2 separate regions of the Homo sapiens genome follow, and region 1 is linked to region 2. Evidence: chromatin contacts called from ENCODE Hi-C data. All regions are on one chromosome and are shown on one strand. The core of a region is the stretch at or near the end of the contact, and the rest is flanking DNA. Distances in the headings are between cores, read along the strand shown. Region 1 overlaps ST7 (suppression of tumorigenicity 7). Region 2 overlaps ST7 (suppression of tumorigenicity 7).

Region 1 (6,960 bases), core at 461-2,960, 38 kb after region 2:
TTGCAATTTAGAGAATGTCTTTATTGTGTTGCCAAATGCTGAATGACAGAGAGCTTTAATTCTAACTGCTTTAATTAGAAAGAGAAAAAAAAATCAAAGGGTAATCTCAACTAGAATCAAAATGAACCAGAACAAGAAATACTTTTATTGGTTACAGAACATCAGCAATGTGTGGTATAGTCTTATTCACCTCCTTTATCAACAGTGAAAATACTGCAGGCCTCTCTAGGGAAGTTCGGACCATCAGTCTTACTGAACACATAATCAGTTTAATAGGGGTTTTTCGTTAGTAATATGATGCTCTTTTGGGCTGCAGAAAATTATTTTTAAAGATAGGGTAAATGATTATTGGCTTTAAAAAACAAAACAATATGGTAAATGTTCCTAATGAAGGAAGAACTGGATGGTCAATGCAGTGTATTCACTGATTTTTTGCTTAGCAGTGAATTAGCCTGTTTTTGGTATTATTTCTCTCAGCATAATTACTTTAAAGATGTTGACATCAAAAACAGTTATCACTTTTTTAGAGGTTGTTATGTTATAATAGATAGCAGTTATCCAGGTAGAGGATTAGAGGAGAATATATCTGTGATTCTGCTCTATAAAGAACCTGGTTACCTTTCTTTTAAGATAAGATTTTACCTTTCTTTTTTTGAACCTGGTTAACTTTCTTTTAAGATAAGATTTTACCTTCTTTTTTTAATCTTCTTCCTTTTTTTTTTTTTTTTGAGACGGAGTCTCACTCTGTTGCCCAGACTGGAATGCAGTGGCATGATCTCAGCTCACTGCAACCTCCACCTCCTGGGTTCAAGTGATTCTCCTGCCTCGGCCTCCTAAGTAGCTGGGACTACAGGTGCGTGTCACCATGCCTGACTAATTTTTGTATTTTTAGTAGAGATGGGGTTTTGCCATGTTGGACAGGCTGGTGTCAAACTCCTGACCTCAGGTGATCCACCTGCCTCGGCCTCTCAAAGTGCTGGGATTATAGTCATGAGCCACTATGCCTGGCCAGATTTTACCTTTCTTGAAGATAAAAACTTTGCTCTGAAATTCTTGGTCTTTCTTCTTTCTCTTTGCTTCCCAGTGAAGTTCAATATTATATATTTTAACTTCCTTTGGGCCTCTCTTCATCCTCATCCAGTGTGGAACCCGTGGACCATTCCTTTAATCATTCGTTCACCATCATAGTCCAGTCTCTTGCTCCTTGAATTTTATTGAACCTAATTCAGTCTGCCCAGGCTCAACCTAATCATTTGACATCTTGCTACTGTACCTGGGCTGCTGGCCACCGCTAGGTAAAACTTGACAACCATGGCAGTTATAACCTCTAAAATTCATGGTCTCCATTTGTTAGGCCCTCAAGACAGCCTTAGCAATCCTTTTTTTTTTTTTTTTTTTGTCCTGAGTAGTTCTCCACTGTGTGGCTGTTTTTCACTTTCACCCCATCTTTAAGCTTCTTCCCTGCCACCTATTCTCTTAGTCTCAGAAGATGATCGTGGCCCCTGTTTTATGTAGGCCACCAGGCAGAAACTCATAAACCTTCCTCTTTACTACCACCCCCATCACTACCTACAAATTTTCTTTTAACCCGTGTCACTTTCTAGTTATTTTTCTACTTTTTCTCCTTAACTTTGCCACTAGGCTGCTTGAAAGGGTAATGCCCCCTTGTTTACCCTTCTACAGTCTGGCTTCCATCCAAATTGCTGTTGGCAAAGTTACCGGTGACCTAACTGGTAAAGCCCGTGAGATATTTTTCAGCCTTTACCTTGTTTGGTTTCTCCATGGCATTTTATCTTTCTTGAGCATTTTCTTCAACTTTTATGAAAACCTGTCTTTGAATCTTATCCCACCTTACCAGAAAAATAAGAAGCATTTAATGATTTACAAAATAATAATTGATATGAACTCTTATAACCCAATATTAATTATACTTTTAAGAATTGAATTATACTTTTATATAAATACAATTCAGTATTATACTTTAAAAATACGAAATGCTGTAATCCCAGCACTTCGGGAGGCCGAGGCGGGCAGATCATGAGGTCAGGAGATCAAGACCATCCTGGCTAACATAGTGAAACCCCGTCTCTACTTAAAACACAAAAATTAGCCGGGCATGGTAGCATGTGCCTGTAGTCCCAGCTACTTGGGAGGCTGAGGCAGGAGAATTGCTTGAACCCAGGAGGTGGAGGTTGCAGTGAGCTGAGATCGCACCACTGCACTCCAGCCTGGGCGACAGAGCAAGACTCCATCTCAAATAAATAAATAAATAAGAAATACTTATTTCTTAAAATGCTTAACTCTAGTAATCATTTTACTTTGTGTATATATATCCAAACCGTGATATATACAATAAATATATATAATAAAATATGTACAATAAAATTATAAGACATACATAATATACTAATTATTCCTTGGTTTCTTCTGCCCTAGTTAATGAAGGAGTTCCCCCTTCTGAGTATGTTCAATATCCATGAAAACCTTTTAGAAGCCCTTCTGGAACTACAAGCATATGCTGATGTTCAGGCAGTCTTAGCAAAGTATGATGGTAAGTTCTTGGGTATTTTTATTTACTTGACTATTCCTCTTTTGATGTATTTTCCCTGATTAGATTAGAAGGGTCATTTCAAATAGCACAGCACTTTTGTAGCCATACTCTTATAGAATTTTCACCTACAGTTTTATGATGGTGTTTGGTATGATCTTAGAATTTCATGGTTAGCAAGGACCAGAAATGTCACATGGCATGTGTCTCGTTCCTCTCCTTCCCTCCGTACAGGCTCCCCTCATGCTCTCCCCATCAGGCAGTTATGTCTACTCTGCTCTATTACCTCTGCGGTCAGGAATCACCCAGAACCTCACAGGCAGTACCTATCCTGTAGGGGCAGCACTGACTGTTAGAGCTCTTGCTATAAATCCACATCAGTTCACTGTGACCACAGCCTATTGGTCACATTGACCCTTTGGAGCAATGTAGAACAGCTAATATCCCTTGCACATGTGGCAATTCAGTAAATATTGGAAGATGAAATCATGTCCGCTTCATCCCAGCTCTTCTCATTAGCAGCAGAATATCCCCATTTCTTTAAATGGCAGGCTTTGAAGTCCCTTTGCCATTCTGGTTACTCACTCATGAACTTATTCCATTTTGCCTGTTCCTAAGAAACCAGAAAAATAAGCCGGCACATCCTAGATATTTTAAAACTCTAATGCTCATATTGTCATTATCCATGAATTCATTATTTGATTAATTGGACAAAAATTGTCCACATAATTACCTGCCACGACATTGTTACTGAAATATCTGCAGAGCTTCATACTATTCTGCCTCATTTCAGTAACCATCTTCCTAAAGTGTTTCCTTGTAAAATGGATGTAGGGAATGATTACTTATTATATAATCATTTTTTGCTTTATGAAATATTTTTTCTTTAGTAAGCATCTTCAGTGCATTTAAAGTGCATTTAAAGAATTATTCAGATTACAAAACATACAGAGCAAACTATACCATTTGGGTCTTTTTTTTTTTTTTTTAAGAGAGATAGGGCCTTCCTCTCTGTCACCCCAGATGGAGTATAGTGGTATGATCATAGTTCACTATAACCTTGAACTCCTGGGTTCTAGCCATCCTCCTGCTTCAGCCTCCCAAGTGACTAGGACTATAGGAGTGTGCCATCATGCTTGGCTAATTTTTAAATTTTTTTTGTAGAGACTGGTTATCGTTATGTTACCCAGGCTGGTCTCAAACTCCTGTGAACTTCCCACCTTGGCCCCGCAAGGCACTGGGAGTACAGGCGTGAGCCACCACACCTGGCCATTGGGTCTTATTTTTGACACATTTCTTCATAAGGAATCTCTGAAATGGGTGAGAGTTATCATCTCCTATAGTTGAGGGAACTCAGGCATTATGAGACTGTTTTTGTTTTTGTTTCATTTTCTTCAAATTTTTTCTCAAATATATGGAAACGAAAAGCCTTCAGCCAGTGATGGCATCATTTTGCCTGTGCAGACATAAGTACCCTGTGTAACAAGATATATGCTACCTAGTATGGAACTGATTTGAGAAACAGAGAAAAGTATTTGTGGAGCACTTTTAAGTAAACAAAATAAAGACTGTTTGGCTTTCATGTCAGCTCACTTGTATTCTCTATTTATATGCTAAAATCTTACTCATGGTTCAGCTAAACAGTGGTCCAAGCTTAGGGGTCTAAACTATTGGGCTGCCTTGTAGGCAAAAATCCTCGTATGTTGACATTCTTTTAGTACCAAAGGAATTCAGTCCCATGGCCATGGGTTCAGGCAGCAGTGCACTTTTCCAAATGCCACTCTGTAGCCATCAATGCCATAGCAATCCTTAATGCTGACCTATACTCAATCTGATGTTATCAAGCCTTCAGAAATAAAACTTTAATCAGTAGAGCCTTTGGGATGGCAAGCCTCTTAAGGCTCCTTTCATGAAGATCTCCATTTGTTACAGAAATCATCAGCCTCGTGTTATAAGACTGATTGTAAAATAAAGAAATGGAACTCTCCATTGTCTCTAACTATTCCATTGCACAGCCTCTGTTCCACAACATTCAAAAACTGATTTATTAGATTCTGATAACATATGTTCACATTATTTGTTACAACAGCCCGTCCCACCCTCCACTGAAACTTGGCTCACACTTTGAAAAATTCTTTTGTTGCAAATGGACAAACTCACCATACCAAGGCCCTTGTGTTGAGCTTTGTTTATGTTGTGTACCTGGCAACAGAGATGATGTTCTTGTTCATTATTCATGGAAAAAGAGCCTCATTAGTGGCAGGACACATATTGTTGCTGAGATGCCTCGTTAGGGGTTTTGAGTTCAGCAGTTGTCAATAGAGTACAGATGACCTAACACCGACTGAATTCTGAAGGGAGTTTTGGTGCTGACTTGGCTCAGGCCTGTATCATTTACAGTAGAAATATAATGAAGTGGCTGCTGAAGTTACTGTTCTTGAGGGTTGAGCTGCAGCCACTGAAGATTGTGGAAAAACATGCCTCTTGTTTCTCACCCCATATCATGAAATGGGTTCTTTCAAGTTTATCCCTGCTGCTTTTCCTGGAGACGTCTACTGAGTTGCTGGTTCCTTATCTGGCCCTGGGCGAGGAAGTGGGTGCTTTAGAGGTCTTAGAGTACAGACAGCTTTTAGGGCATTCTGATCTTCACCCTGGTTCAGATGTCTAATCCATGAGATGCTGGAGACAGCACTTAGAATCCCAGCCCCTTCATCCCTCTCTGTAGAGCCACACCCAAAGCAGCAGGATTATATGTCCTTTTTACTAATTGGAATGCTCTGGTTGGGTAGCCGTTTTTTGGATTGTTTTTGGGTACAGCAATCCTTCTTTATTACATTTGCTAGGTGGCTGAATTTTTTAAGTAGTATGCTGGGAACACAATGGGATTAGTTCTGCTTTTCTGACCTTTTCAAAAAGATTTAGAAAAATGGCAAGGCACTGGGGGCCAGGGATGGGGGTGTCGAAGAACATATTTTGGGGGAAAGAAGGGAGGCAAAATGTATTCCCCTTGTCTCATTGTTCTTCACCACCTTAAAAAAAGTTTGGCTTTGAGTTTATAAATCAGTAACAATCATATACTCCTGTGTCCCCACAAAGATTACCAGTTGATTGGACATATATCCATGTAGTCTGCAGTCTGATTTTGATTTTTGCCATTGAGATAACTTCTAATGCTTTATTATTCCAGGTATTAGTCTAAAATACTATATTGCTATCCTCAGGATTTTTCATACTCTTGTATTTTCAATTTGTGATTCAACATTATAGGTGGGCAGTTTTATTCCAGGTGGCTGATCCTGGTTCTATAATGTTCTTCACACAGTGACTAAAATAGCAGCAACAGCTAGCATTTATTGAGTTCTTGTAATGTATCAGTATCATACATGATTCAAACCACAAGCATATTTGGTAGATACTGTTGTTAGCCCCATTTTGCAGGTATGGTAACTGGTACAAAAAGAAGGTAATTGCTCACAGGAAGAGCCTATAATATCAAAGTAAAGCCATGTAGATGTGATGTTATGAGAGAAAAGTGATCGACTGAGAACAACTTCATTAAATATGATGTGAATTCTACAAGTAAAGGAAAGCCAGGATAAAAACGGAGGTGGTCTCACTCCAGACCCATGCTTTTAACCACCACACTTACACTCTTTCTGCTGTTGGTAGTATTTATTTAAATTGTTTTTATTAATACCATTGTTCTTGTTGTTGTTATTAGCCACAATCTATTGAGAACCTACCATGTGCCAAGCATGTTATTAGCTTGGCATTAGCTTTACCCTCACAATAACCCTGCAAGGAGGCAGTTATTCCATTTTAGCAGATGCAGAAACTGAGGCTTTGTGAGATTAAATAACTTACAAGACCACATTCTTAGAAAACTGCAGAGCTGGGATTCAAATCCAGATCCAGCTGGCTCTAAATCCCATGTGTTTTGCATAAATGTAAGCCTCCCAAAAGTGATGTGCTGGGCCTCTCTCACTCCTCTTACAAAGGCATGACTTAGGTGGGCTGAAGCCATGGTGCAGAATTTCAGTGACGCCTCATTGTCTTGCAAGATTCCTTTCTAATCATTCTTTAAGAACTGAGTGTATCTATATTTGCTTGTCTTTCTGAAACTGTCTTCCAAACATGGCTTTCCATCTTCAATCAACTTGTATCTGATTTTTTTAATCACAAAGGGGATTTGATGTAAGATGTTCATTTAATTTGAGATTTATTTATCTTTCTCTTCAGTCATACATTTGCTATAAAGACAGCCATGTTTTCAAGATCATTAAGTCATGAGAACCTTCTTTTAGAAGCCGTTGCAAAAGTTCTTACAAGCTTTGGATTGCCTTTCAAAGAAGTTTATAGGCCACCTACGTGAAAACTTAAGTCCCAAAGATTAGGGTGGGAGTGTGGAAAAG
Region 2 (6,543 bases), core at 1,909-4,408:
ACCCAAATTAAGACTATAAGGCTGTTTGCATATTATACTCTATAGTTTGTCTTGTCATGTACAACGTTATTATGAGGTATGTTTTAGACTGACAGAAAATAGTTTTACTTCTGCCTATACTTTTATCTATAAGGTTTTAGAAGTAAATTCATAGAATCAGTTTGGACCTCTTGAAATAATTTTAGGAGTTATGAACTAGCTGATTTTGGCATGCATCTTGATTTGGCAAGTGAGGAAACTCAGGCCCAGAGAGATTAGGCAAAACTTTCCAAAGTCCCGGAGCCTGAGCCACATTTTGTGATTAACCACCCAGAGTTTTTCCACATTGCTTCCCATGTAAAGGGTAGTGAATAGAATTATCTTATCAAATGGCAGGAAGGGTGTTTTGCTGAATTAATTAGCTTGTAGTGTCACTGAACTTACGCGTAACATTTTCATATTTCTCTTTGTTGCAGAATGCAAAGTATGGCGAAATCCACTAAATTTATTTAGGGGTGCTGAATACAATCGGTAAGCATTTTGACAGCTTGGGAAACAAATGGGTCTGGTTCAGAGAGCAAAGACAGCAGCAAATGTTTTTGCTGGTTCATTTAGGGGTCATTGTAACAGTCTATGTAGTGCGTCCATTTTTTAATACTATCTTCAAATGTTTTGATTTTTCTGTTTTATAAATATTTTAGCACTAGATTTGGGATAATGTACAAAAATGTGTAGTTTTTAGAGTTTTTGTATTAACAGTTATTCTTTTCAATATATACTATACATTGAAAACATTTTGAAGCTTACCTGGAATATGGTTATAGAGATGTCGCAGAAGTTATGTTGGAATTTAGTTTAGCAAAGTAATTAGGCAAATTAGAATTTTCATAGCTTTAGGAAAGTGTCTATTCATAATATGAATTAGGGAAGGTTTTCATTAGCAAGGGCTAGTAAATTTTAAGACAAAAACACAGGAGAAAATGTTTATTTCTTTTGACTGATATAATTCCTGAAGGGAGAATAAGATGATTTTTAAAAATTTTTTTTATTCATTAGCAAAGCTATTTTAGTATTCAGTTAATGGTCTATATTTCAACGCCTCTGCAGCTTAATATTTTATAGGTCTTGCTTTTCTCTCTCAAAAGTGTCTAATCATCTTATTTCTCCTTTGCAGGTATACTTGGGTGACAGGACGAGAGCCTCTTACTTACTATGACATGAATCTCTCTGCCCAAGACCACCAGACATTCTTTACTTGTGACTCGGACCATCTGCGTCCCGCAGATGCAAGTATGAAAAATCCATACATCCTTCTGAATGGGAGGGCTTTTTGGCTTAAGTGTCAAGATTTCTGCTTTTAGAATATCCACTCTGTAAAACTCCAATGAATAAAATATTAAATTGTTGATTGACTAATAAGAACCCAGAACTCTGATAATTAAGTAAACCTTTATCACAATGAAGTATTTATGTTGAAATGAGTCCCCTCATAATAATTTGAATCATGATTTTTAAAAATATATCGAAGTTGGTTTTATATATTTTAAAGAAATATGAATCTTATATGAAGCTAATGAAGTTCTTGGTTGAGTTAGCATGAAGGCCTTATCTCCTTTATGATATTCAAAGTAGAAATTGGAATTTACTGGATTCAGATGATTAATGAATATATTTTAGTGACTTTTATTTGCCTATTTATAGGTTAACTAGCATCGAATGGGGTCATGGCCTTGGCTATTGGAGTCTAGATGTGTGTTCCATCTGAGAAAATACTTTGTTTAGTGTGTATTTTACATTACTTGAGTTTCAGATAATTCAACTGAAATTTTTTGTTATAAAATTTATTCAAAGTAAATAGGTGAAAAAATGTTTTTGAAAGGGAACCTCTACACACTCTAAAATAATTTATAAAATACAAATTTATAAAATAAATAAGGAGATTGTTACTCCTTTGTAAAATGGTACTCTTTGCTATGGTAGAAACATCATGGTACAGTAAATATTCCCATTGAGCTTCCCACCATATGTTCAGAAACTGCTCTGATGTATAAAAGCTAGGTTTGCAGGTAAATTTGGGATATAAGTACACATGTTAAGCAAAAGCTTAAGCATTTTTTACTGACCCACGCATAATTCTTGAAATGGTTTCAGAATGTTCTAACACCAAGAGTCTGTGTTAAGTGCTTCGGAAAATGACCAATTATGTTGTATCTAAGTGAATGAAAAGGTTGGTAGCAATGTCATCTCAAAATGCATAAAATATATTCTCCAAGAACAAATGACATTAATGTGCAAAAGACACGCAAAATCTCTGTTAGAGTGCCTTTTCTTGATTTCCTTAGCCTGTAGTTTTGTGAGCACAAAAAAGGTTTGCTATCAGCAGTTGAAATACTGTGGAATAGCACATTAATACACTAATATGACTTTGGAGATTTTGGCCAACCCTCTTAGCAATGAAATATGTTCTTGTAATTTAAGCTGACACTCCTAATTTAGCTCTTGTCCTCTACTGAGTCTACCTAATTATATGTATGGATTGACTTGGTGTTTTCTCTTTTTCTTAAATAGTAATGCAGAAAGCCTGGAGAGAGAGAAACCCCCAAGCTAGGATTTCTGCAGCTCATGAAGCCTTGGAGATAAATGAGTAAGTGGGGGAAAATCTTGCTGTTAAAAAGGAAATCTCATCCTTTGCTGAATATATTCAGTTGCCATTGATAGGATACTTAAATTAAACTGCATTTGAACTGGAGGATTATTTGGGGAGTTATTACTCTATTTAAAAAAGTTTTTTTTTTAAATGAAGGACAGCCACCATGTGGAGGTGGTTTTAGTCATTTTATGAATTCAATGGCTTTGCTGTGATCCTAAATTAATTTCTTGAAGGGCTATCCCTAGGATATTGTGAGGATATAAAATAAATACAATTCTTTACATATCTAAAACATTCTGACAGGGAAAATTTTCCAGATGTAGAATGCTCATCTGCACTAGAACATTTTCTAGTAGAACTTCTGCTAGTGGGGAAAACATGATAACAACATAAGGTTTAAAAAAAAAATTTTAGAAAATACTTCAAGATTAAGACAAAGATAAGAGGAAATGCTGTCTTGAGTGTTGTTAAACATTCTGTGGGTTACCAAGGAAGGCTGGGAAATCTCTTCTGGAGATCTCAGAAAATGAGAAAGATTCTTAAAGTTGGAGTCATAAAAACTCAGGGTTGGCAGAGACCTTAAAGGTCACTTAGCTGAACCACCCATCTGGTGCTTGAATCACCTCAACACTATCCTTGCCAAGTGGTCATTGTTAAACTATTTTATGATTTTTCTGAAGAAGGTTACAGAATCTTCTTCAGAGATCTTAGGGAAAAAAAAAAAAGATTGTCGTGAGAGTTGAAAATCCTGCCATTGTAACCAGTTGATCTACGGTTTCTGATTCTGTCATGCAACATATTTATTTTCCAGTTTCTTGTCATCTACAAATTCGATATGCCTGCCTTCTGTGTGTCATCCATATTTCTGAGAAAAATATGAAGGCCAGGAATAGAGCCCTGTGACATGACATAGAAACTACCCTCCAGGTTCATGTCTTCATGAATCACCATCTTTTGTATTGTTCACTCAATTACTAAGCCACCCAGTTACACTGTGACTCAGCTCATATTTCTCCATTTGGATCTTAAGAATGCCAATCGTAGCTGCGGATCTTAAATTTATAGTAAATCTATTACAGTAAATTAAGCTAGCACAATCTGATTTATTTATTCTTAGTGAATATAAGCTGGCTTCTAGTCGTCACTACTTTCTTTTTAAAGTGCTTGGAGACCATTCCTTTAATAATCCATTAGAATATCTTTCCAAATCACTGTGTTCTGTAGTTTGGGAAGTCTGCCTTCTTCCCCTTTTTGAAAATTTATGCTACATTTATCATCTCATCTTCTAGCACCTCTCCATTCTTTGTGATTCCTCAACTATCCACAGAGAGCAATTCCATGGCCTGCCTACAAGGTCTTTCGGTTTCCTGGGATTTGCCCATCCAGTCCAGTAATTCATTTAGAATGGATCAATTATTTGCTATCTTACATCTTTTTACCCATTTTAGAGTTTAATTTCTTCTCCCTTTTTCAGTCTGACAGTCATTCTCCTTGATAGAGAAGCCAGGAACAAAATAGGAGGGAGAGAGTTTTGCTTTTTCTTTATTATCTACTGCTTTTAACAATAAACCTTCCTTGTTTTGATGTTATTATGTTGTTTGTCTTTTTTTTTTACTTATTTGCCTTTGTGACATGGGGACGGTGATAGGGCCTTAAATATAATTTTAAAATAGGGAATAAATGGTTGTCTTTAGTATTTTATTTTGTTTTATTATTATTATTATTATTGTTATTTTTGCAAGCTTCAGCTAATTTGGAATTGTAGCTCTCCTGACATTATTCTTATAAGCTCATTCCACTCTCTTATAGACCATCATTACATGCCCTCTTTCCATCTTTTAAAATATGTCCTTTAAAAATCTGACCTGGGAGAAATCTCTGTGAAGCCGTGTTGGTTACTTAAGTGCCACCCCTCTTTTCTTCCTGAGAGGATCATTTGTGATTGCAGTTACAGTTGAACATTTGGAAGCTGCTCAACCCTCTTAAACCATTTTTCCTTCTGAATCTCATGCCATTGAATCATGCCTCTTTTCTTTGAATTTTTTGAAGTCCACCTTCCCCTCTTTGATTACCCTGAACTCCGAAATGACATAGTGACTCTCTCTGAATGTTCCTATCAATTTTCATTTTACCAACTATTTTTTTCTTCTTGGTCAGAATTAGGTCCAGAGTTGAAGTTCCCCTAATTGCTTCCTCTACCATCTGGGAGATAAAATTGTTACCAAAGTAAGTCAAGAACCTGTTGGGTGCCCTACTTCTAACCAAATGAGACTTCTAGTGGATATCTGGATGGTTGACACCCCCATCACCACACTTTCTTGCTTCTGTATGTGTATTGTGTTGTGACAAGGATGCATCATCTATATCTTCCATCGAGCTGAGCAGTCTGTTCTGTACTCCCCAACCATTAGCACTTCTATTGCTCTCTCCTTTTTCCTTCACTCACAAGCTCTTAGCATGTTTCTATCCCAAACTCATGCGTTTCCACATAGATGTATGTTTCTTGGCCAGTAGTGCTACTCTGCCTCTCCTCCTAAGAATACCATTTGAAATATAAATAAGCAAAGCAAGCAAGCTAGCCCCAACCATTCTTGGGTTCCCAGCCCAACAACTACAATCTTATAGCTAATTCCTCTGATACTGTATCTACCACTCAGTATTACAATCTCAATTTTCACTTCATTACCCTTGCCTCATATTTATATGTTGGCATCTGAAGCCTTAAGCATTTCTTCTGATGCCTGTCCCAGTTATTTTCTCCAGTGAATCACTTGTATAGTTTCAGCATCATTATGGTTCTTTCCAAGTCATGGATGCTGCCATCTGTAGAAATTGGTTTTATAGCTGTTTTTCTGGGCATTTTTCTCCCTACCTCACCACATTGTTTAAAGCCCCATTGATGGTTCCTGCCTGAAATTAGAGAGACTGGCTAAAGACCTTACAGACCCTTCCTAAGGCTAAGATTAACTAGTAGCCCCAGCCCTTACATTAGCTGTGAAGTTCAGCCTCCTTTTCCTAGCTGGCTATTGCAGTTTGTGGACAGTAAAAGTAACATTTGGTTTTACTTTCTGTTTATTTTCTCTCTTGTGGTCTGATGGAAATAAGTAGGGAAATGGCCACAAGTGAGGCAGTGGGGAAGGAGAGTGAAAGGATGGGTGCAGGACCTGCGTGGTCTGTTACAGCCTCACCACTTCCCTATTACATTCCCTTTCTTTGGCAGTGGGTTGTTCCTCATATGCTTTGGAAGGTTTAAATTCACAAGAACTCCCCATGTTCATTAATTATCCTTTTGGCTTCCCACCTAAGAGGGTTGTTGAAAAGATTATATGAGATGATATATGTTAAGTGCCTGGTACAGTGCTTAATATATACTAAGCAACAAGTGGTAGCTATTGTTGTTGAAGGCATGAGATTTAACTTGTTAGCTACTGTGGCTGAGTCAGATTTTGAGTTCTTCAGAAATAACACTACTTGTAGGTTCTTCCAGTGTTCTCTGAAGCAGAAAGTCAGTGCTAACTGTAAAGAGATGTTGAAGCACTGTGTTTTTTTTCAGTGAGTAACTTGATTTAACGAATTTCTTATTCTGAAGAAATCCTTAGATTGAAGATAATCTGTGTTTAGTTAACAGAAGTAAACCTGTATATAGCACCTCTAACTTTGAGTGTTGGAAGGAACTATTTAATAACAGCTGTTATCATCACCATCACTAGCTGACATTTATTGAGCACTTAACCACATGCTGGCTACTGTACTGAGCACTTTACATGCATCACCTTACTTAACCTTCACAACAACACTGTGAACAAAGATTCCATGTTGTTCTCCATCAGGGAGGCAGAGTAAGAACTTGCCCAAAGTGACACACTAATATAAAGGGTGAAGTCCACATGTGAGCCCCATGCTCTTAACACTAC

Evidence for each region. A loop is a pair of places that touch in the nucleus more often than their neighbours do. Pooled maps may share reads with other maps.
Region 1: a loop to region 2 is called in a map of PC-9, with 3 times the contacts of the local background. The contact joins two enhancer-like sites. A Hi-C loop is called at or near these places in 2 of 168 maps with a recorded cell type or tissue (PC-3 and PC-9) and 1 of 50 pooled maps.

The regions. Positions count from the first base shown.
Region 1 is chr7:117,168,426-117,175,385 of GRCh38, forward strand. It overlaps ST7 (suppression of tumorigenicity 7), which reads left to right. Exons shown (of 16, transcript NM_001369598.1): 10 at 2,437-2,551. Among named protein-coding and RNA genes, the nearest start is that of ST7-OT3, 11 kb to the right of the region's middle. Within about 2 kb of position 1,711, at least 4 of the 41 ENCODE cell types and tissues checked have a DNase peak (open chromatin) inside an H3K27ac peak, as active enhancers do; they include PC-9, where a contact is called at or near this core.
Region 2 is chr7:117,129,338-117,135,880 of GRCh38, forward strand. ST7 (suppression of tumorigenicity 7) reads left to right here. Exons shown (of 16, transcript NM_001369598.1): 4 at 456-510; 5 at 1,154-1,269; 6 at 2,548-2,623; 7 at 4,787-4,855. The region is part of intron 2 of ST7-AS2 (ST7 antisense RNA 2); the gene reads right to left. Among named protein-coding and RNA genes, the nearest start is that of ST7-AS2, 13 kb to the right of the region's middle. Within about 2 kb of position 3,159, at least 5 of the 41 ENCODE cell types and tissues checked have a DNase peak (open chromatin) inside an H3K27ac peak, as active enhancers do; they include PC-9, where a contact is called at or near this core.